Linked DNA regions of Homo sapiens: regions 1, 2 and 4 are each linked to region 3. A link is a loop called in an ENCODE intact Hi-C map of the cell type or tissue named here. Cell type or tissue: heart left ventricle. All regions are shown on one strand. Links, peaks and the distances in the headings refer to the core of each region. The heading gives the core; the rest is flanking DNA. Region 1 overlaps LINC02923 (long intergenic non-protein coding RNA 2923). Region 2 overlaps KLHL29 (kelch like family member 29). Region 3 overlaps ATAD2B (ATPase family AAA domain containing 2B). Region 4 overlaps KLHL29 (kelch like family member 29).

Region 1 (5,655 bases), core at 444-5,443, 390 kb after region 3:
GGTCTGAGACACTGTGCCTGGCAGTCTACAGGTAAATTCAATTAAACTGAATTTGAGATTTTAAAAGGGTACAGCTGTGACTTATCATTATACTCAAGGCCAGTTTTACTGGGAATTAAAATTGACGTGTGGCAGTTGATGTATATGTGTTGTTCAAAAGCAATGGAACGGTGAATTGGGGCGACAGTACATGAAATAATGATGTACGAATGATGACAATGTCAGCAAAAGCAGATAGTAGTTCAGCACTTACTATGCAACAGACACTGCTTAAAACTCTATTTTTCTTGTTTCTTTTTATTTTAAATATTTAGTAATATTTAACAATATTACATATTTTTATATGTAAATATGTACATATTTAAATATGCAATAATTTTCATGCAGACACGTAGTAGGAGGGAGTCCGGCTAGATGAAGGTTAAAGCTTCATCTGTCTCAAAACCAGAGTGGAAGTTGAACAGTGCCTTGCTCTGGGAAGCTCCGGGCATTCCTAGATGATGGCTGCATCTTACATGCTGCTGAAGTCTGACCTAAAGGAGACTGAAAGATAAGATGAGAATGAATGAAAGAAGCCCAACTGTATTAGTCATTTATTGCTGCCTATCAAATTTACCCAAAACTTAGCAGCTTAAAACAAACAAGATTTATTACCTCACACACTATCTGACGGTCAGGAATCGAAGAGCAGTGTGGCTGGGTGGTCCCGGCTCCGTGTTTCTCACAAAGTTGCAGTCAGACGTCAGCTGAGGCTACAGTCATCTCGAGTCTCTACTGGGGCTCATGGATTCAATGCCAAGTTTACTCGCATGACTGTTGGCTAGAGGCCTCAGTTCTTTGCCATGTGGCTCTCTTTACAGGGCTACCTGGTTTCTGCCTGAGCAGCAAGTGATGAAGGAGAGTGAGCGTATGAGAGAGTAAGAGAGTGAGCCCAATCGTGGACTGACCACACAATTGACCCTGGTTTACTGTGAGAAAGGACACAGACTGTGAACACCAGGAGGTAGGGATCATTGGATGCCATCTTGGAGGCTGGCTACCTCAACAATCATCTTAGATTCCATGATTTCTAGACAATGGAAGGATGACAGGACGTATTTCCCAGATTTCAGTAATTCAGGCTTCTGACAGTCCCCAAGAAATCAGAGGACATGAGACTCCAAAAAGAAGAGAGATGGCTCAAGAAGGTGGGAGAACTCCTGGTAGAATTCCAAATGTGTAAATTGCCAGTGCACTTGAAGAGAAATAGTAAGGTGGGAACAGGTTGCTGATGAGACCAGGGCAGCTCCTGGAGAAGCTCAACTTTGAGTAGAGCTGGCAAAAGGGAAAACAAGGAGCGATAGGTGTAGCAGAGTCACACAAGCCTAGTTTGCTAATTAGGTCTAATAAATTAAGGCAGTGAAATTGTAAGGATAACAACAACCAAAAAAAGCTTTTTTTTTTTTTGACATGGGCAGAAAATCAAGAAAGGAACTGCTCTGTGATTGTGGTCAGTTTCTGTGGCGCCAGCTCTTCCTGACTGCCTGACAACCACGATGTACCAGGCAAGGTGTGAAGTGCAGAGTACACAAAGGAAAGGTCACTGCCCTCAAAGGTCTCCCAATCAAATGGGAACGCAAATGCAAAATGCCATTCAGCATAATCAATACCATAATGAGATTCTGGCCAGGAAGGTCAGGGACACGAGGAAAGGCTCTGCAGTGCTACCTGGGGCAGGTGGGTCAGGGATGACCTGGTCGAAGAGATTACACTTGAACTGAGTCTCAAAGGATCAGCAGGAATTCGCCAAGTGAACCAAGGGAGAAAGGGCAGAGAAAAAGGAGACACCCAGCACAGAGGCGTGAAGTAGCCTGGCAGGCTGGGGAGCTGCTAGTGTTTTATATGATTAGAGCAAGGTGGAGGTGCAGACAGGGCTGGGGAGAACTGTGGAACCCACTTCGCAAGGCCTTGGGTGCCTGTACTGGGAGTGGACACGGCAGTGTTGGTCAAAATGGGGTCTTACATCAGAATCTCCTGGGAGGTTCATGAAAATGCAGTTTCTTAAGCCTTATCTTATGTCCATATGGGCAGACTGCTCAGCATAACTCTCTTTTCTTCCTGAGCTTGACTACATTTCCCAGCGTCCTTTGGAGTGAGACTACATCTCCCAGCATCCTGGCAGTTAGACAATTTTCTAGTCTCCTTTGCAGGTAGGTGCACTCATGTGACTGAGATCTAGCCAATAGAATGTGAATGCAGCTAATGCTTGCCATTTCCAGACCTGAGCCATTAAAATTGCCCTGCACCTTCTCCATACACTTTTCCTTCTCTTTATGTTTTTGCGCAGGGATCTTGGAAGCCCCATGTTGAAGGTGGCAGAGCAACAAAAATTGAGGAAACCCTGAATCCCTGAATTACTATTTGGAGATGACCACCCACTAATTCGGAACACTCATTATTGGGCTTTAGGAGAATGAGAAGTTCTATCATGTTTGAGACTCCGTACATCTTTGGATTTGTTTTAACAGCTAGTTTTACCCTGGCTAACATGGCAATTGACAGCCTCTGAGAGGAGATTTGGAGAATCTGCTTTTTTAACAAGTACTCCAGGGGAGTTTGAGAATCACTGCTGAAAGCCAAGGGGAGCCAGCCACCCAAGGATTTAACGCTGACCAAGGAACACCACGCTATTTGCATTTTAGAATGACAGCAAGGGAGCAGAACTCTGCCCCCTTCTTGTCTGCCAAGGAGAACAATCTACTGACTCAAAAGAAAAAGAAAACTTTGGTAAGAGAAAATTGAAGCTCTAGATGAGTGAAAAGATTCTAACAGCACCAAGCTGCCGTAAATGAGCTCAAGTCTCCTGGCCAGGACAAATTACACTCCAGGGAGTAGAGAGAACTCGCCTCTGAAGCTGTAAAGCCTCTGCTGATAATCTTTACAGAACATGGAGACTGTGAAAGAAATTGGAACGCTAGAAATGGCAAAATATAGCTCTGATTAGTAAAGAGGGGGAAAGCTTCTGCAAACTACAAAAGTGGGGCTATCCTATCCATCCTCATTAAATTCCCTGATCAGACTACTTAAGGCTGAGCTGTGAGTACGTGAAAAATGGAGCAGAATCCTCTAGAAGCCTGTGTGGGTTCTTTAAGAGCAAGCCACGACAAGGTAACTGTATTCCCAGTTTCGTGGTAGGCTTGCTAGATTATTATGTCAGGGAATTGTGTTAGCTATGGTAGAGACAAAGCACACCTCGGCTTGGTATCTGCCAAGGAATCTCATGATAAATTCGTGCATGAGATGAAGTAATTTCAGCTGCAGACCAGCATGCCTATTAGGTGGATTTAGAACTGTTTTTGTGGCCATTCCCAAAGATGCTAGTCAATGTCTTTGCGGAAGTAAATTTCTAGTTGAAGGCACAGTCGTCGTCGCGTGTCGCATTTGATATTTTTATTAGTGTGTGGACATAGATGACTTAGTTAATACCTAACACATTTTGAGGTGACATGCAGAGAATACTTTTGTTGACACACCAGGGCCCAAAGACTACAGTGCTAAGCTAAATGTAATGATATAAGATGAAACAGAGAAACGGTAGGGTCAGATGCTCCAGTCCAAACAGTCCCTGTGTGAGTGCAGGGCCAAGAGGCAAAAGCGTCTGGCAGAGAGTAAAAAACAAGAATCTCAGCTGACAGTAATGCGGCACGTTGTTCAGCTGCTCTAAGCCCAATGTGGTCTTGGGTTAAATTGAGGGAAGCATGAAAGAGGTGCTCTTTACACCTGGAATGTGGCATTTGGTGGTGAGTTCCCTTTTGTGAGATGCCTGAGAGTGTGGAGAGGAAGACGAGCGATGTGTCTCAGGGAGGGAGCTCTGAATCCTGTCATGTGAGAAACGTTTAAGGAACTGCAAGAGGTCAGTCTGAAGGTGAGAAAACTCAGAGTTTAGGTATGAAGCCTCTGGGGTTAGGCCTCTGAGACCTGCATGCAGTTATCCGAAGGCATGTCATTAGCAGAGGGGCCCTGGTTTCGGGAAAGCCCTAGCAGGCAAATTTCAGGTCTACCCCAGAGTGACCGTTCTGTACCCATCTCGCAGCTGCCTAAAACAGAGGAGCTTCTTGGGGTGGGAGCGCCTGTCAGTGGAGATGACCGAGTGGAGAGGAGAAAGTCCCCTGGAAGAGCTGAAGGCCTCTGATGGGTGTTTGGTCACAAAGGAATCGCTAATGTCACTATTAGTAGCTACTAGCTCTGGCTGCCCTTGGAGACATCGTAGAATGTGCTGGGCGCTGTGCTGAAGTAGGCTCAAAGCCCCATGTAGTTTTCTTTTGCTCCTGTAACAAATTACCCCAAAATCGTGGCTTAAAGCGACATACATGGATTATCTTACAGTTTTGGAAACCAGAGGCCAAGATCGAGGCATCTGCAGGGCTGTGTTCCTTCAGGAGGCTCTAGGAGGCTTTCCTTGCCTTTTCCAGCTGCCAGGAGCTGCCTGCACTCCTTGGCTCTTGGCTCCTTCCTTGGTCTTCAAGGCCAGCAGCAAAGTGTCTTTAACTCTTTCTCTGACCTCTCTTCTGCCATGGCATTGCTATCTCTGACTCTGAACTGCCTGCCTCCCTTTCAGAAGGACCCTTCTGATTATGCTAGGTCCACCCAGATAATCTAGGTCCCTCTCTTCATTTAATCAAATCTGTAAAGTTCCTTTTGCCATATAAGGTAACATATACACAGCTTTGGGGAATTAGGAAGACAACATGTTTGAGGGGCTGGTATTCTGTCTACTGCAAGTCCTTTGAGTTTCACTTCCATTCATTTAATCCCTCATTACCTTGAAGAGTTGGGCATCATTTCCACTTCACAAATAGAGAAACAGAGACACACAGAAGTTAGGTAAACACACAGCATTGCCATAAAATGGTGAGACTGGGATTCGAATCTGGATGTAACTCTCAAAGCCAGACCCTTAACCACTCGGATGCTATACTGTGTGTGTTATTATTATTATTAGAGTCTATAACTCTAAGCACTAATAATCGCTTTTCTTTAATGGTGTTAATTTAATGGTGACATTATTGCAGCCTGTGTTTTCCAAAATGTAACATAAGTCAGACATTTCTGGCTAATATGAAATGTAGCTGGCCTCCCCCTGTTCTCTCCTTAGCATCCTCAGCTAACAGCTTTCTCCCCTCCTGGATTTTGTCACCTTGGGCCTTCTCAGCTACAGGAGTTTGAAGCAGTGTTATTTTCTGGATTTGGATCTGACAATCTTTGTAGACTAAAGGTTACACAGCTGCTAAAGTTTGTTTTTAACCCAAAGTAACAGAGTTGTCAGGGATAATGTAAAAAGATTCCAGAAATGCAGGTTAAAAACCTACTGATTCTGCCAGGCAGCAGGAACAGTGATGCCAGGCTCTGGGATGATGGCATTTAGGCCCTGGGCAGACATAAAAAAGCACAGATCCGTTTGAAGCCCCCACTTCTCCTGGAGCTTAGGAGGTCCTACTGAGGTGGGCAGTGAGCAAGTGGCTGGGACAGTGAGTGTGTCACATCTCTTCTGTGGTTGTCCTTCCAGTGTTCCCAGCCTTGGCCATTTGGAACCACAGAGCACCATCCACCCTCCAGCTGAGGCACAATTCTCTCTGTGCTGGGCTGGACTGGGCTGGGCCCTGCGTCCAAGCTGAG
Region 2 (5,655 bases), core at 306-5,305, 120 kb after region 3:
GGACAGGGTGTGGCAGGGCCAGACCTGCATTTTGAAAAATCACTCTGGCAGCACCGTAGAGCCAGACTGGAAGGAATGCACTGTGGGCTGGGAGGCCAGTGTGCAGGCCAGAGGTGACGGTGGCCTGATGGTGGGGTGGTGGGGGTACAGAAGAGCAGAGGACATATGTAGAAACCTGAATCGATTGAGTTTTCAGACTTAGTGCTAGAGGTGGACAAAGGGCTGGCCACAGACAACGCAGGCCTTGAGTCTGAACCCTGAATGAATTCATGTTGGCATTTCTGAGGCACAGACACAGGAAGAATAGGTCTGTGGGAAGACAGTTTCAGTCTGGATAAAATTCTGTGCCTCTGGCCTGAGTGTGGGCGAACAGCTTTATCATGCATTCCCAGCTTCTTCCAGAATATTTATGGAGGCTGTGGAAGGAACAATGTGCCCTGGACATGTCAGAGTGTGGGGCAAGGAGAGATGAGATCAGTGCCAGGCCTCACACCTGGGGAGAGCCATCCTGAGTCCTCCTGACAGAAAAGGGATGCATCCCACCTCCCTTTTAGGGAAGGGGTCCCCATCCCTAAGTTAAATGGCTTGACCAGGGATTGCCAGCCCTGTGGACAAGCATGGGCTTCTTCCATCTCCTCTGCGCTGGGGAGGGCCTGGCCTTCTGCCCCTTCCCTAGCCTCCTTCTCTGCTGAACTCTCTAGACCCTGGACCAGAGGCAATAGCCAGAGCTGCTTTTGGGGTAAGCAGGCACAGTGCTATGTACGGACATGTCCGCAATCTCACTCAATCCTCCCTGAGGCCCTGTGAGGGTGGTACTGTCACCCCCACTTTAAAGATGAGGAAAGAGGCTTAGAGAAGTGAGGAGGCTTGTCCCAGTCACACAGCTATTCCCTGTGCCTCAAAGTATTTTCACAAGATCTCATCACTGTTACTTGTGAAGACAGGGATGAATGCAGCAGCGAGGATGAATGGTGTGCCATGAGGTGGAAGTCCAGTGCCAGAATAGGAAGGGAGGAGCTGGAGAACCAAAGGAAGGGGCTGAACCATCCCTCTCTCCCAGTACGGCCTCCCAGAAGGGAGGACAAGCCTGTAGATGGATCCTCATGACCCCTCACCCTAGGCCCCTGCAAAATATGAAGTCCGAAGAGATACCTTTCCCTGCTCAGGTTGACACGGGCTTTGCTTTCTGGTCTAGAAGCAGGTGGGAGCAGGTGCAGCCTGACTCTTCACTCCCAGCCACGCAGGTGAAGACACAATAGCCTTTCTGCAGCTCACCACTAGGCCTGGAGCTTGGGGCTTTAAAAGGTCCCCATACATCCTCTGAGCCACCAAAAACTGTTTGCCAAAGAAGGCAGGGGTAGAAATAGCTGCATTCATAGCCTGTGCTCTGTCATCAGGCACGCACAGCTGGGTTCACGGGATCCTGGGGTAGTAACACTGACTCCAGGTCTCACCGAGGCCTGAGCTTGGCCACACCTCTCCCCATGTGTTAGCTCGGTGGTTCCAATCCAACAACGAGACAAATGTCTTAGGTACTTCATAACAGGATTCAAATGGAACGAATTCTTTTTTCCTCCCTTATCACTTTGCACACATGAAATCTATTTTTAATTAGCTTTCAATACATCATCTAAAAAAAAAATCCTACAGCTTGCTCCCACCCCCAAATTGTTCTTAGAGAAAGAAAGATTTGTCTTGTAAGTTTCTTAAGAAAATCTATATGTGCTCAATGCATTTAAATAACACTCATTAAAGTGAATGGCACACAAGCTGGCTTCTCTAGTCACAGATGAGAGACAATCGCTTGACCTACTGCAAATCAAAAAGCATTTCCACGCCACCTTTATTTTTCAACTGGTTAAGTTTTAAATTAAAGTCCCAACGCCCTTTTTGGAAAGGCAGACTAATAGGGCCCCAACTGAAATTTGAGCTCAGTCGATCAGAAGATAATTACAAGAAACAAAATGTGAAATTTTAAATCTGGGCACTAATGAAGTCTAAAAATACCAGTGGCCCATCCCTCTGGCTGGCAAGACCTGTTCTTCATGGAGGGGAATCTCCCCATAATTACTCAACCCCGGGAGAGGCCAGGTTGTCACGTCAAACAATAGCAGGGAATATCGGGGACTTTAACGAGCTAGATCTCAAGGCATTGCATGGTGGATCTTATTATAATGCTGGGCAAGGTTTCAAACAGAGAACAGGAGAAAAGGAAAGTTCTTTTTTTTTTCTAAAGTGGAGTTCTGACTTGTGTTGACGCCATCACGCAGAGCCTCCTGTTCCTGCCTGGAGCCAGCTGTCTGTCATTTAGGAGTGTGAAATCAATTGGGCTTCAGAGATGTAAAATCCCTAGGGGCAAAATTAAAAGTGACCCAGATCCAAGCCCACCTGGTCCTGTCAGGAACACGACTCTCACATGGCAAGTTTCAAAGATTTAGTTTCAAAATTCGGGTTTCTTATTTTAAAAAATATGCAGTTGTTTGACATTAGATCTGACAGACAAATTATAGCTTCAGCAATAAAGGCTTTTAAGATTAGAAATGAAAAGAGAAATTACTTATATATTAAAAAAAGAAAAAACCCACCCAGGCTTGAGTTTGGAGGCATTTGTAGGCGCGTGCGTCACTCTTTCTTCCCTGCAAATATAAGGGGCTCCATCAGCTGATGAGGCCGTAAATAGAGAAGCGAGTTACATGGAATTTCGAGGAAAGAGCCAGTGTGCTGGCAACCTCTGGAAATCAGGGTGATGGACCGGTCAGTTGTTGTCACTGGCTAGAGCTGGTGGGTCCCGCTGGCTCACCAGAAGGCAGGGCTGAGGACACTTTCTAGGCCCACCCCATCCCTGGCCCTCACACCTGGCCCTCGGTCTGCCCAGTGGGGCCTGGTAGAGGGAATCTTAGCAGGGCCCCTATTTCTTGTCCCCTCCCTTCCATTGGCTCAGGACCACCACAGAGGATGGTTCACACCCTCAGGTCCTTGCACAGAGGTTACAGGAACAGCTCTGCAATGGTCATTGACCCAGTGGGCACAGAAGTCCTGCAGGGTCCTGTCCCCGCCACCTGTGTCTTTCTGATCTCATGGGCTCAGGGCTGACAATGTTTAGCTGCCTGCACCCAGCAGCTTTGGTGGGGCAGATCCCAGCTTGGTGCTGAGCCCCAGACTAGGGACTCCAGTCCTTTCTCAGCTAGTTACCTTTTTGCACAAAACAGCTCCTTTTCCTAGATGCGTGCCTGGAACGTGGCAAGCCAGCAAGATCTTGCATTAGCCCAGAGGGGCTATGTGGGGACAGAATATGCCACCCGGTGCCTTGGGCTTTGGCATAGCCTTGGAAGTAGGATGCCCGCTGCCCAGTTGTCAGAGTTGGTAACTCATGAACTTGAACTGGGAGTAAGTTTCTTTCTTTCTTTTTTTTTTTTTAAAGGGAGACAGAGCTTAACCAAAACAATGCAAAGAAAAAATCAATTTAGTCATTTTTTTAAAAAAGATCTTAAAGCAAGAGTTTACCAGAATTTAGATGTAATTTTCTACAATTTTGTCATTTAAAACTAGTGCTGATTTCCAAAACAAAGGCAGTTAGGGCTCAGTCAGATTGGGAATTAAACCCAACAGAGATCCAGACATGAGCTTTATTGTTGGGATGCTTGACAAGGCATGAAAATTGCTTGAAATGACAAAGGAAGAGACTTGGGAGAGAAGACAGGAGAGTGGCTAGTGGGGTTCCTTGCTCTGCCGAAAGGCAGAGCACCCCGAAATGCCATCTCAAGGGGTTTTATGTGGGAAGGCTGGGAAGTTGTGCCCAGAGATGCATACTTTCTGGGACCGTCTAGTGTCCTCTTTCAAAAGAGATGTAGACACCCCGTTGGGCCAGACTGTTTGCCATGGACCCTTATGCCCCCACTGCCTGTACCTGGCAGTGGCCCAGCAGCCTTCCCCACTGCATCCAGCAGGAGCAGGGACTTGGCTTGTCTGGGGCACTAAGGGCTAGGCAAACCTATAGCAGAGGAATCCAGCAAGCCTCATATGTGTGCCCTGGTCCTCCTGTCCCCTTCTGCCTTCCAGTCTGGACTGATCCCTCAGACAGACATCAAGAACTCTAACCCTAAGACCGGGGGCTCCAACTAGGACCATGTCTAGCACGCATCCTTCCCGAGGCTCTGTTCTGAAGGATCTACCTTCGAGTTCCCTGGAATGAAACTCCCCTGAGGCTGGGGGAAGAGGGTTAACTGAAGGCTGAGGCTGGAGGTGCTCTTTCCCAAGGTCTCACAAAGCCACCCCTGGATCCTTGAAATGAAACATTCAAGTGCCTCAAGATGGTCTAGGAATGTCTCTTGGGCCTAACTAAATTGCCTTGGGCAGTGCTCTCATCCGATGGCACGACAGAGAGTGCCTTCCCTGGGAAGGACACAGTACATGCTCTGAATGTCCTCATGGATGGAATGTGGAGAAGGCCCCCAAAGGGACTGTTCTGCGGTGCCCTGAGAGGAGTGGATGACTCTCACCCTTTTGCAGCTTGGCCTGGCCTTGGGGGTTGGAGGTGAGAATGGCCAGGGCTTGGGCTGGAGGGGGACGGGCTCTGGGCTTTGCAGGCTCTCCCTTCCTTCCTCTTCTTACCCCGGCGCATTTTCCCACTTTGTTTGTCCCGCCCTCCACACCTTCCCCCTCCCTCCCCCATCTCAGGCCAGTTGTCTTGGGCAGGTGGAGGCTCCACTGCAGCCTCTGGGTTGGGGAGGCCAGTGAAGGAGCTGGCATGAAGCACCCCCTGTCCCGGTGGTGTTGCAGTGACCGCGCAGGGAGGTGCAGACGCAGGCCCGTGGGGAGGCACGTGGCAGCAGGACTTACCTCTGGGGTGCCCCGGGTCGGTGAACTCATACTTCCCCACGCCAATGGTCCGCAGCATCTGCAGCCCGTGGGCCGAGTCGGTTGTGGGGGGCCCATTGGTGGCAGGGGCACCACTGGGGAGAGTGGCGGACGGCTGGGCTGGCGGCGGTGGAGGCAGCAGGGGCCCTGCCATGTGGCCGTTGCCCACAGCGGTGGGTCCTGGGCGGGCCACCTGCCCCACACCGGGCAGTGTGGACACGGCCAGGGGCTGAGGGCTGGCATACAGGGCCTGGGCAGGCATGTTGACCACCACGCTGCTCAGTGGCTGAGAGGGCGGCTGAGGGAGCGAGTAGTGGCCTGGCATCAGCGGGAGCTGGGGCCCCACGTGGGGAGGCAGTGAGGGGGTCACCCCAATGACCGGGGCCTGGACGTTCACAGCCGGGCTGAAGGTGGGAGGCTGGGCCACTCCATAGGAGTGTGCAATCAGGGTGGGCTGGTTCCCGGCGGCCACCGTGGTCACCCATGGCCCTGTGCCTGCAAGGGAGATGGAAGAAACGTCATCTGCCGGTTACATTTTCATTCAACAAACACTGACCATCCCCGGCCCTGCACTGGGTGCTAGGTCACAGAGGGGAACGAGACACCTGCGTCCAGGAACTGACCGATTAGGAATCTGTGATCATGGCAGCCCAGGATAAGTGTGCTAGGGGGTCTACGAACAAACAGCCATCGGGGCTCAGAGGAGGAAGTGAGGCCTGCCTGGGAGAGGTGAGAGGCAGCAGAGCAGAGAGAAGGAAGCAGAGCCCTTTGAGAGACTTGGGTTCCACTCTCAGCTCT
Region 3 (5,655 bases), core at 415-5,414:
AGACCCAGAAGACTACATATTGTATGATTTCTTTTATATAAAATGTCCAGAAAAGGCAAGTCTATAGAGACAAAAAGTGGAGTAGTCATTGCCTGGGACAGTTATCCAAAATTGGATTGCTGTGGTGATTTTACAATTCTATACATCTACTAAAAACTATTTATTGTACACTTAAAACAGGTGATTTTTATGTTATATAAATTGTATCTCAGTAAAGCTGTTGGGGAACAAAAACCTGTTGGAGTAGTCCAGGGTTTTAATTAATGAAGTAGGAAGGGAGTTAGAAGAGATTAATATAAGTGAGATGTAGCCGCAGGGATGGAGAGCACTGTGAAGTGAAGGAAGAATAAAAACTGGCTGCCATATTACTGGTTGAGTGACTTAGTAGATACTAATACTCCCAATCTAGATAGGGAATCTATAAGAACAAACTGTTTTGTTTTGTAGGGAAAGATAAACCAGTTATCTTTAATTTGATCTATCTTTAGGAAATTCAGTTGGAGATATGAAGTAAGGAGTTGTATATATGGATCAGAAGTTGTATATCTGGATCAGAGATGTTTGGGCTAAAGATACAGATTTGAGAATTATTATATAATAGTAATTGAACCTGAACACAATGATACTTCGCTGGGGAATGTGTAGATTAGAGTAAGAAGAAAAGTGGTTACAGAGAGAACCTGGAGAAAAACCAACTTAAGGACCACATAGAAGAAATAAATCTCTAGTGAAGAAAATTAAGATAGAATGATTAGTCTTAGGAATATAATGCAGGACAACCAAACTGACTGCAGTGTGGTGCGACAGGAAGCAAATAGCATTTTGAAACAGTTCACGGGAATGGGGTTTAGTAGCCCAGTAGACTGTTGTACATTCTAAGATGGCAGAGGTCATTATTTTTGGATAATATATAATCTTATTGTTCCACAGTCATAATAATGTAAAATGTGCCTCTTTGTGAATTAAAATGAATAAAAATAGGGCCCCTTTGGGGATTAAGTGTAAACATGGCCTGCCAGATTGTTTTATTTTTATGATTTTATATCTAAGTTTCTTACCCATCTTAAAACAAAAGACACTGCTTTCATTGGAACTGCAAACTGCCCTAGTATAATTAATGACTTTAAAACTCAGTTTTGTATTTGAGATTTTTTTAAAAACCTTTTGGTTTATGTAGCTGGGAATATTTAAAGAGGTATTGCTTATCTTCTGCTTGCAGGCTTATCAGTAACATCAGAACAAATAAATCCTCATAGTACTGGAGCTCGGAAGACAGAAACTAGAGTCGAAGAGGCATTTCGGCACAAACAAAGAAATCCAATGGATGTGTGGCACAACTCTGCAAATAAATGTGCATGTGAGTATTTCAGCTCATGTTATCCAGTAGTGAGAACAACTGAGAATGATGTAGATATGTTAGGAATTGGGTACAAAACAAAGTGCCGCTCTTTTCCCATAGCTCTTTTAATCTCTTTTCAGAGGTGAAGAAGAGCTTGTGAGGTAAATGCTGAATCAGAAATATATTTCTTTAACTTTATTTGTTATTTTCTATCCCTATTCAATATTATTTGCTATGACAATTGAACTAGGCTTGAATATTTTCAGTTTTAAACTTTGGTTTTTGGATAGCCATGTGGAGCCAGTAGAATTTTTATATGCCCCTGTCCTTATCCTCCACTCCTTGTACACTATGCAGGATGTTCTCTTTAGGGTGGGAAATGGACACTCCCGCATGTGGGTGTGTCTGATCTGGCAACAGGAAGTTGATTTTTCTGAGAGACTATTTTGTGTTCAGTTTGAAAAATTGGCACAGCCTTCTTTTCTTTGTAGTTTTTGTGAGATGTATTTAAAGGGAAAATTGGGAGTTTTTTTGTACTCATTCATGTTGATCTATAACATTTCCAAAAGTCAAATGTTAATAAACACTGCGTCTTTCTAATAGAGTTCTTCTGTTTCACTAAAGATAGCCTTCCTTGGAAGATACATGCTGTTTTTCTGGTATAAAGGTGATAATCCAGGTTAAGTATCCCTTATCCAAAATGCTTGGGACCCAGAAGTGTTTTGGATTTTGGATTTTTTTTGGATTTTGGAATATTTGCATTGTACTTACTGGTTCTGCATCCCTAATCCAAAAATCAGATATCTGAAATGCTCCAACGAGCAGTTACTTTGAACGACATGTCAGTGCTCAAAAAGTGTTGGATTTTGGATACTCAACCTGAACTACTTTGTCAGTAAAGCTAGCTATAATATGTTGTTTCACCAGTGGCATTGAATTTGAATGAATAAACTATACCCACCTTTTTAAAGCTTGTCCCCTTTTGGTAAGTGGCATTTGTATATGAGAAAGTTTGAGAAAGGACTCGATGATGCCGTGAAACTGATTAAGCCTATTTGGCCTAGTTGTATTTCAGATCATGACTTGGATTGTGTAATGTAGTACTCTAATTTAAACTTTGAAATTCTTTACATTCTATGCATCTGCTACAAATATTTATGAATGAAAATACATTGACTATTCACTTGAAGAAGTTTTAAGTGCCTTTAAATATTTTAAAAACTTTTTGAATCTACAAATATGAGTTTTGTTTTCTCTTACCAGTAGATGGCATATGCGACCCATAATTTTTCTGTTTTACATTAACTTAAATAAGAAATCTGAATGTCCCTAAGGCGTAGTTGCTTTCCTAAGGCCTTAGTTTTGGAAACAAACTCAGTGATGCTATAAAAATTGACTCTAAAGATCGTGTCTCTAAATGGACTTTTCACACAGAGCACCCCGATGAAGGAAGTGGTGTGTGTGTGTGTGTGTGTATGTGTGTGTGTGTGTGTATATGTGTGTGTGTGTGTGTGTGTGTGTGTGTGTATATATATAAATTTATTTATTTTTTTTTTTTTTCTTGAGACAGAGTCTCTCTCTGTTGCCCAGGCTGGAGTGCAGTGGCTCAGTCTTGGCTCGCTGCAACCTCCGCCTCCTCAGGTTCAAGCAATTCTCCCACCTCAGCTTCCCAAGCTACTGGGACGACAGGCGCCTGCCAGCACACCTGGCTCATTTTTTTGTATTTTTAGTAGAGATGGGGTTTTACCATGTTGGTCAGGTAGGTCTCGAACTCCTGACTTCAAGTGATCCGTCAGCCTCGGCCTCCCAAAGTGCTGGAAGTACAGGTGTGAGCCACCATGCCTAGCTGGAAATGGTATATTAAGCATTAGGTCCACAAATACTAATATATACTCTTGCCACATGCCAGGTACTGTGAAGATACATCAGTGACTAAAACAAAAATCTCTTCTTGTGGAGCTAATGTGGTCTGTTTCTCTTATTTTGCCAAAATTATACCAACCATTAGAAATAATTATATAAGGAAGAGAAAAATACCTCCAGTCCTACTTCCCAAAGATTAAGACCATTTTCTCTTACCGTATTAGCCAGGTCTATCCTGCAGTAACTTGCTTCAGCAGGGCTCCCAGCCTTTGCTTATGTACTGCATGTCAGGTAGTTGAGGTGACTCCTGATTGAGCAGAGTTCAGCTTCATTTTGCTCTAGTTTCATGGCTTAGGAAAGAAAAAGGGAACCTATTGTACTTTCAGTTACATGGTTGCAGAATAAGAGAGGTTATGGTGTCAGGAATGGCCTGTCAGGTAGTAAAAGCCTAATAGCGCTAACTTGCAGAGTCAGAGCAAGCTGAATGCTTTTTATTTTTTATATGGACTAGATTAGTTTTTCTTATAGCTAATGGGATGTTTACAAATGCCCATCACCTGAGCCTGTGTACCAGATTTTAACAGTAGATTAATACAGAAATTTTCTTCTCTATGCTAATTACCCTGTAACTTTAAATTATATAAATAGAAATTAATAGGGGAAAAGAATGAAGAGTTAGTGCTAACAGGATTACAGTTTTGAAGGAAAAATACATGTTGAGCCAAATGACTCAATAACCTGAATTTTGGAGATGATTTCAGAAACCTTTAGGAGATATATTCTTAGGTAAGAAAGAAGAGTAATATTTATAACTAAATTTATCTATTTCTTGTGAATTTACAGAGATGCAGCAGGAATTAAAGATGAAAGGATTAAATAAGTATGTAAATACACTACACTGTTGATAGATTCTAAATTCATATTAAGCAGTGTGAATATAAGAAACAAGGGTTGTCATTAAAAGACCATATTCCTTTCTGTCTCTATAAAGCAATTTTTAAACTACAGATTAAACAGCCTACAGTTAGTGATTTCATATTTATATTTTCTTTAAAAAATATCTTTGCCCAGGAAGCTTTTCAGCTTTGATGTATTAAACATATATATTGTCTTTTTTTAAGTTAAAATTATTATGTTCATAACCACAGAAAAAATGAATATTTTTATTCTGATACTTTCAACAAACTAGTATTTAGAATTTGGGGTTAGATACCAGAAGTGATTCAGCTCTAGCATAAGTGGTTTGCTTTAATAATTTTTGTATTTAAGTGTTCTGAAGAACACTTAACTGTATTATGCAAGTGTCCCAAATTATAAAAGTTAACTTTTTGTTTATTTAAGGGACAATGAGGTAGACTTGCTTAACCATCTACCTCAATTTGATACATATGTGAGAAATTAAAAATTCCAGGGTCCATTAATACCTAGAGGCCCTAGCTGCCTACTCATAAAGCTCATGATAGTTTCTAGCATCTAAGAGTATAGTCCTTACAACTTTTGTAGGCCTCCCTTTTCACATAAGTGACCAAGTATTTATTTTCAGTGTTTTGTTTATGTTGTTGTTGTTGCCTTGATAGCAGAGGGCTTAGTTTTCCTACATATTCTCAAATAACTTTGCAAGAAATTGATGCTGCTGGGTGAACTGTTTGTGCTAGAAGAGATTAACAGTTGGCTCACCAAATTGTCCAAATAACCTTCATAAGGCATCTATCCATGGTCATACTTAACTTTGGGTGATTCCTTTTTCTGGAAGGAGAGGTTTCTTTGTGAGGATACCCTTAACTGTTCTGTTATGCTATATTGAATCATGTCTTTATTTTCTTTCATGATTTAGGAGCTACCTTTTGCTAGTAAAACATCCACCTTCCTGGTGGAAATCCAGGGCTTTGGCCCCAAACTTTCTGGCAGCCTGGTAATGTGGTCATTCTTTAAATGTGTATATTATATGCGTGGCTTTTGGATGTTGAAAATTAGGAACAGTAGTAAAGTAGGATCTAGGATAGTAGAAAAGATTAGTGCTGAATAAACTCATACAGGAAATACATTAAAAAATGTTTTATTCTGCAGAGTTCATCCCTGACTTCATATCCATTCCATTTGTAGGTTGCAAGGATTAGTCAGCATGAATGTCAAGAGCTAAGTAGTTTTTGTGTGTTACATCAGCATGGGTTTACTTTCTTTTGGGTCCTGTTTAATAAACATATGTAAAATTGGTATTGCATTCCAAGTTCTACATATCTTTTTTCCTTCCTTGTAAAACAGTTCGGGTTCGGAGAAAATCAAGGCGGAGATCACAGTGGGGTAAAGGAATTATTAAGAAAAGGAAAGTTAATAATTTAAAAAAAGATGAAGAAGACACCAAATTTGCAGACTATGAGAACCATACGGAGGACAGGAAATTATTAGAGAATGGAGAGTTTGAGGTAAGCACTGACTGCCATGAGGAAAATGGA
Region 4 (5,655 bases), core at 395-5,394, 120 kb after region 3:
ACATGAACAGGGGTAACCGTAGCTGCTGGGGCATCTCGGGGTGCTGTTGAAGCAGCATGTGACGTGGCTACTAGCTGAGGAGTGATGAGACCAGAGGTGCTGAAGGAAGCATGTGCCGGGCAGACCACTGTTGAGTTCTGGCCACTGCACTTCAAGAGGGATGCAGGGGGCAGAGCAAAGCCTTGGAAGGCAAAGGGCCTGGAATCTATGGGCTGTGGGGCATGGCTGAATGGCCTGGTGTGTTTATTCCAAGACTTTGAGAGGGGGATGAAGGGGGTCTCCTGACACCTGTAGGGCTGTTGTGTGGAGGGCCAAATCGAGGTGTTCTGTGTATCCTGAGGGGGCGCTCTGGGGCCAATGGGAGATAAAAGAGAGGGCATTCATTATGGCTGGAGCTGTCCAAAGAAGGGCTGGGATGTTGTACAAGCTGGCGAATTAATTCCCAGTCCCCGAGGGTAGAACACCCCAGTTGTCATACAACCACCAGCAAGTAAAAACCTTACTGGAAGGCATGACTCGAGAAATTTGTTATGAATCAGAGTACCCAGGTTTGGGAATGATGATTCAAAAGAATCTAGACTCAATTGAAAGTCACCCTGATAATGTCATTCTCACTCCTTTTGCTCTCTGGAGTCCTTGAGTAGCAGAGGAAGACGCAGAGGGACAGCTCCTTCACAGGGAATTACACACAGTGCCTTTGCCCCCTGAACCTGAGGAGGGGGCTTCTGCAGGCCCTGGGTTCAAGACCTGCTGTGCAGGAGTTGGGGTCCCCAGGAAGCCTCTAGCTTCCCGCCAAGCCCTGGGCTCAGTCGTTTCTATCTGCCGATGAGGTACGTACCTGGATTGTCACTCTCTCTCATCTGTTTGGAGGGTGGCTCATCAGTGTCCCAGGGTGTGGACTGATTGATAGGCGTCTGCCCCCACCGGATGCTGGTCGCCAGTCCCTGGGACTGACTGTCCCCTTTGGAGATGCCGGGAGCCTGTGGGAAGCAGATGAGGAGGTGAGCATAGCCTGGCCAGAGACCAGCCTCCAGAACAAGACTCCCTAGGAGGGACCTAGCCTCCAAAACAAGACTCCAGTTGCCTAAGCTTCGCCCACTGAGTACAGGGTCAGAGGCAGAGCCTCAGCCCTCCACCCAGTCTTTGGTGGGAATTGCAGGGGGTTCTGCCATAGTAGTAGCAGCTGGGACCTCTGCTAAGCTCCTGCCTCTAGGAACATCCAAGCCAGTGCCTCCCTTGTCACCCTCCGTGGCCACTCACTCCACCTGCCCTATCACAACGGGAAGAGCATTCTGAGATATGAGATGGGTTCTCTGGCCCTCGGACCATCCACAAACCACAACCACACAGATGCTACCAACTTATCGGGCATGTGCTGAGTACTGACTGTGTGCCCAGCCCAGCCTCTGTGCCACCACTAGCTGGCTCTTGGACATGGGAGAGGACAGCTTTCCAAGGGGCCACCAGCAGACAGCAGGTGAGGGACTTTATACATTTCCTATCCTGCCCCCACACCAGCCTCTGAGGCCCAATTGTCCTATGGAGGAAGTGTGGGGAAGTGGGGAGCTGAGGCCCATGGCGGGGATAGCTCAGATACTGCTCCTAGGTGGATGGTGGGACCCTCAGCTCCTCTGTGCAGGAAGGAGACAGGCTTTCTGCTCCATGAGCCCACTCTCTAGTTCAGATTTGTAGATGAAGGAAAAAATAAACCTCAGAGTGAAAAAAAAAACACCAGGACAGTATTTGTCTCCCTGAGCCACAGCCTTATAATGGAATATTATATAGCTATCAAAAATCATGTGTACTAAGAATTCTTGATGACAAAATGCTTACATCATAATGTTTAATGAGAAAAACAGGCCACAGAATGATACACAAATGGCCTCCCTATGTAAACATCCCTGTGTCAAACAATATGTGTAGGAGGGAAATGACCAAAATGTTAACAGGGATGTTATTCTTGGGTGAGAGGATTATGGGTAACTTATTTTATTGTCTATACTTTTCTGTATTTGTCTTTTTTTTTTTTTTTTACTATGGCCATTATATGTAATAGGAAAAAAAAAATCCTGGATACATGCTGGCAAGGTTGGGATAGGATACCTGGGATATGCACAGGTGTGGGTGTCAGTAGAGGTGGCCCCGGGAAGAGTCAGCACAGCTCCCAGGAGCACAGCCAGACCCCAACCAGGTGTGGGATGAGGGGTGGATACGGATGCCTGCCAGGAACAGTCACAGAAGCACACAGGAGCCTCCGGGGCATCTGCAGGCCTCTCAGGTGAGGACCATGGTCCTCACGGTGACTTCTGATGAAACTTGACCCAGGAACCCAGCTGGTGGGAGACAGGGCCTGCTGCTGAGCCCCTCTGACCAGAGTGGCTCTCCTGGGTTCTGTGCCAGGGACAGAAAGGGGGTGTGGATGCGGAGGCTGGGCAACACTTGGGGCTTCGACGCATAGTGCAGACGACACACAGCGCCTATGTAAGGGCCTGCTGGAGGAACGGGAGCCGTATCCCATTAGGACCTGTGGGCTGCGCTCAGCTAATTGCATCAGGCTGCACTTTATCTCTGGCCTGCATTTCAGATGCTTTGCTTTTGTGAACAGAGCAAGAAACAAAGGAAAAGGGTGAATCTCCTGAGAAAAGAACAATTCAAGGGACAAGCTTCCTTATCAGAGGGCCTGCCCCATTTCTATCTGTGGGACAGGCAGAGGCTGGGAGGAGAGGGGGTTGGGGACTTAGCCGCACTCACTAATAGTCTTAGGGAACAATAGCATGGTTTTTCCAGCATTCTCCAAATAGACAGCTTTTAACGAGTGCCCTGTCTGAAGGATCTATCCACTCCACAGCCTTCGCTGTATTTCCAGGCTCTCCAGTCCTGGAGGCTCAGAGGCAGGAAATTGCTTTCCTCGGAATCAGAGGCATCTGAGGGAGAAGGAGCCTGTGCCAAGTCCCACACTGGGCCTGGGAGCAAAGTGTGAATGCTAAGATCCCAGCCTCCTGACCGGCACTCCCTTCCTGGACAGTACAGAAGCCCCTCCTGCCTGGAGGGGGTGTTGCAGCCCCTCTCCACCGTGTGGGATCCTAGAGGTGTCCCAGGCAAGAGGCTGCAGAGGTTTTCAGCCTCTTCCGACAGCCACTGCTTCTCCCCTCCTGAATCACACTCCGGCCTGGCAACTCGACAGGGTAGGGAAGCTTCTGGAAACTTGCCCTGGAGCAGCCCCTGCCTCCAGGAGAGGAGGTTGGGGTCTCCTCGAGTTTGGGTCCCCATGTTCTGAGCGCTAAAACTTCAGGAGTTCCAACGGTCACCCTAAAATTGGTGGAGTTTCTGAACTTGAAAAATCTCACACTTTTCCAACACAGATTGCTCAGCCCCTTGGCTTCAAAGCACTCCTACCGCTCACTCATTTAGTTTGTTTCTTCTGCTGTATGTCTGTGTCGGGCACTGCTCGAGGCACTAGGGACACGGGTGACCAAGACTCAGCCCTGCCCTCAAGTGGCTGCTGTGGGACAGTGGGAGGACTCAATATATGAACAGCTCGAGGGAAAGAAGCTGGGGTATCCCGGGTGTGCAGAGGCGGGCCCAGATGGGCTGTGAGCAGGCGAAGTGGGCTACAACCGGCCTGCTGTTTGGCTGTGTCGTTCATGAATACTACAAGCAATTTCTTATGTATAAGAAAGCAGCTCTGTGGTGAGAATCAAGTCTTTTTTTTTTTTTTTCCTTTAGGGTAGATACATAAGGCTACCCATTTTCTACTGAGCACTCACAACATCTGAAGCTACAAGCAACCTGTAGTTCAGGAATTTTATGTATTTTATTAAAATAATGCAATGACATTCCTTCCTCCACTTCCTCCAGAAAAAACCTGGACACGGGGTGTGCCCTTTGCCGAGGAGGCTGGGCCCCCGGGTGGGTGACGTGCAGAGCCACTGGTGATGTGCGTCAGCGCGGCCTGACTAGAGGCCCCTCCTACGACGAGTTCCAGGCCCTCAGTAAACCCATGTGGTCCCCGGGTTCTGGAAGCTTCTAGGGGACCATGTTCAGGGCCGTGGGTCCAGCTCTGAGCCCAGCTCCTGCTAACTCTTTCCTCCCATGGTTCAGAATGTCTGCAAGCCCAGGCCACCCTGATTTCCATGCCTCCTGGTCGGGAGGGCTGCCAACACAAGAATGCCACGAAAACCAACCAGAAGAACTTAGCCCGGGCAGCAGGGAAGAAGGCAGAATTGAGCAAGCTTCCCCTCGTGCCCTCCCACTGCCATCATCTGGGACACCAGTGAAGCCACCCAGACCTTTGGCCGTTCCCCAGTGTTCCTGGCCATGTTTTCTGCTCCAGTGACATGATGGCACTTGGCAGAGAGAGGCAGACCAGGAGAGCCTCTCTGTGCCTGGCCCCACGGAGTGGCCCTATCTGCCCATCATCAGGCCTGAGCAGGCTTCTCTTGGCTTTCCCTTAATGAGATGCTAATGGGATGCATCATTAACGCAGCAGCTTTTTAAACCCTGAGCTCTTGTAAATTTTCAAAGGTCACAGTTTTATGGCAGCTGACAGCATCCTGCTTCTTTCAGCGACTGAAGAACACTAAAGACCGAGGGCCTCTACGGTTGAAGCTCTCCGTGAGGCAGCGCAGAGGGGGAGGCACCTGCTGGCCATGGGGGCTGGGGGCCTCCACCCTGCAGCAGTCTCAGAGGACACGTGGGTTCACTCCACCAGCTTGGGGGGAACCAGCTGTGCATGGCCCACACAGCTGCTCTGAGGGACCAGCTTCATTTAGGGAAAGGTGTGTAGGGCCGCAGGTGGTATGCAATGAAAGATTCCTGGCAGAGGGCAAGGGGCTGACACTCACCTGGGGAGGCAGGAGCAGTGGATGCCCATGGAGTACCCTTTGCTCACCAGGCTGTGTACCCACGAGTCTGCGACACACAGCCCCGAGAGGCTTTTGCTAATTTGTCCACCCAGAGGAAACCCCTTTTTCTACTTTGCACAAAGGTGCCATATAGACTAGCAGCGTCCTGTGTGGCCAGGGAGGTTTGAGAGATGGCAGGGACTCCCCTGGGGTCCTCCCAGGCCTTGCTTGTTCTCACCTCTACTCTCTGTGTACCCAATGATCACAGTACTTAATGCACTGCCCCCAGGGCCTTGTTTCTGCCCTGTCTTTGCAAAGCTCCATGACTCCATGAGGGCAGGGTCTCTGAGCTAAAGTGTTGGCCAGTGGAAGAAGCATATATCACTGCTGGCTCGATGAATGAATGAATGAATGAATGCACAGGGTGGATTCCAGGGAGAGTGAATGACACGAGTCACAGAGCAGAGCAGTGAAACAGCACGGTTCCCTCATTGGGGGTGCTGAGGTTTCCACGTCATGGGGGCCGGGTGTGCTGGGACCCTTAACACTGTTGCCCTGGATGCTGCTGGAGGCTGCCTGGAGCCCTGGATGGCCCAATCCACTGACCAGCAGAACTCATTAGCCCCTCCGGATGCTTGGGTGTGATGAAGGCATGGACACTGAGGAGTGACTACTGCCTCTGTGGAGCTGGGGGAACCTGGGGGAGTCTCCTGGAGAAACTAGAACACAGCACCCTCCACTGTTTGCCCAAGGATGTCAGAAGAGGGTGAATCAATGAAGCCTCGAGAAGAAGCTTCCAGAAGAGATGGGC

The links. Hi-C counts contacts between places; a loop is a spot of excess contacts. Peaks named below come from ENCODE experiments on the same cell type or tissue, not always from the same donor. Only the 100,000 strongest peaks of a DNase experiment are listed, where the experiment ranks them.
Region 1: a loop joins it to region 3, with 2.2 times the contacts of the local background. A loop is called at or near these places in 21 of 110 quality-filtered maps.
Region 2: it touches region 3 in a loop (2.4-fold over the local background); 19 of 110 quality-filtered maps call a loop at or near these places.
Region 4: a loop joins it to region 3, with 3 times the contacts of the local background. A loop is called at or near these places in 21 of 110 quality-filtered maps.

Annotation. Positions count from the first base shown.
Region 1 is chr2:23,372,132-23,377,786 of GRCh38, reverse strand. LINC02923 (long intergenic non-protein coding RNA 2923) reads left to right here. Exons shown (of 6, transcript NR_187213.1): 2 at 861-1,003; 3 at 2,103-2,189; 4 at 2,327-3,147. Among named protein-coding and RNA genes, the nearest start is that of KLHL29, 10 kb to the left of the region's middle. In heart left ventricle, for the core only: no CTCF peak of the experiment used is centred there; no DNase peak of the experiment used is centred there; H3K27me3 peaks cover 1,431 bases.
Region 2 is chr2:23,642,035-23,647,689 of GRCh38, reverse strand. KLHL29 (kelch like family member 29) reads right to left here. Exons shown (of 14, transcript NM_052920.2): 5 at 4,840-5,352. Among named protein-coding and RNA genes, the nearest start is that of LINC02923, 260 kb to the right of the region's middle. In heart left ventricle, for the core only: no CTCF peak of the experiment used is centred there; no DNase peak of the experiment used is centred there.
Region 3 is chr2:23,757,911-23,763,565 of GRCh38, reverse strand. ATAD2B (ATPase family AAA domain containing 2B) reads left to right here. Exons shown (of 28, transcript NM_017552.4): 24 at 1,220-1,357; 25 at 5,465-5,655. Among named protein-coding and RNA genes, the nearest start is that of ATAD2B, 170 kb to the left of the region's middle. In heart left ventricle, for the core only: a CTCF peak has its summit at 2,599 (motif pointing right); no DNase peak of the experiment used is centred there; H3K27ac peaks cover 421 bases.
Region 4 is chr2:23,634,464-23,640,118 of GRCh38, reverse strand. KLHL29 (kelch like family member 29) reads right to left here. Exons shown (of 14, transcript NM_052920.2): 4 at 839-980. Among named protein-coding and RNA genes, the nearest start is that of LINC02923, 250 kb to the right of the region's middle. In heart left ventricle, for the core only: a CTCF peak has its summit at 3,490 (motif pointing left); DNase peaks (open chromatin) are centred at 3,498 and 3,968; H3K27ac peaks cover 1,543 bases.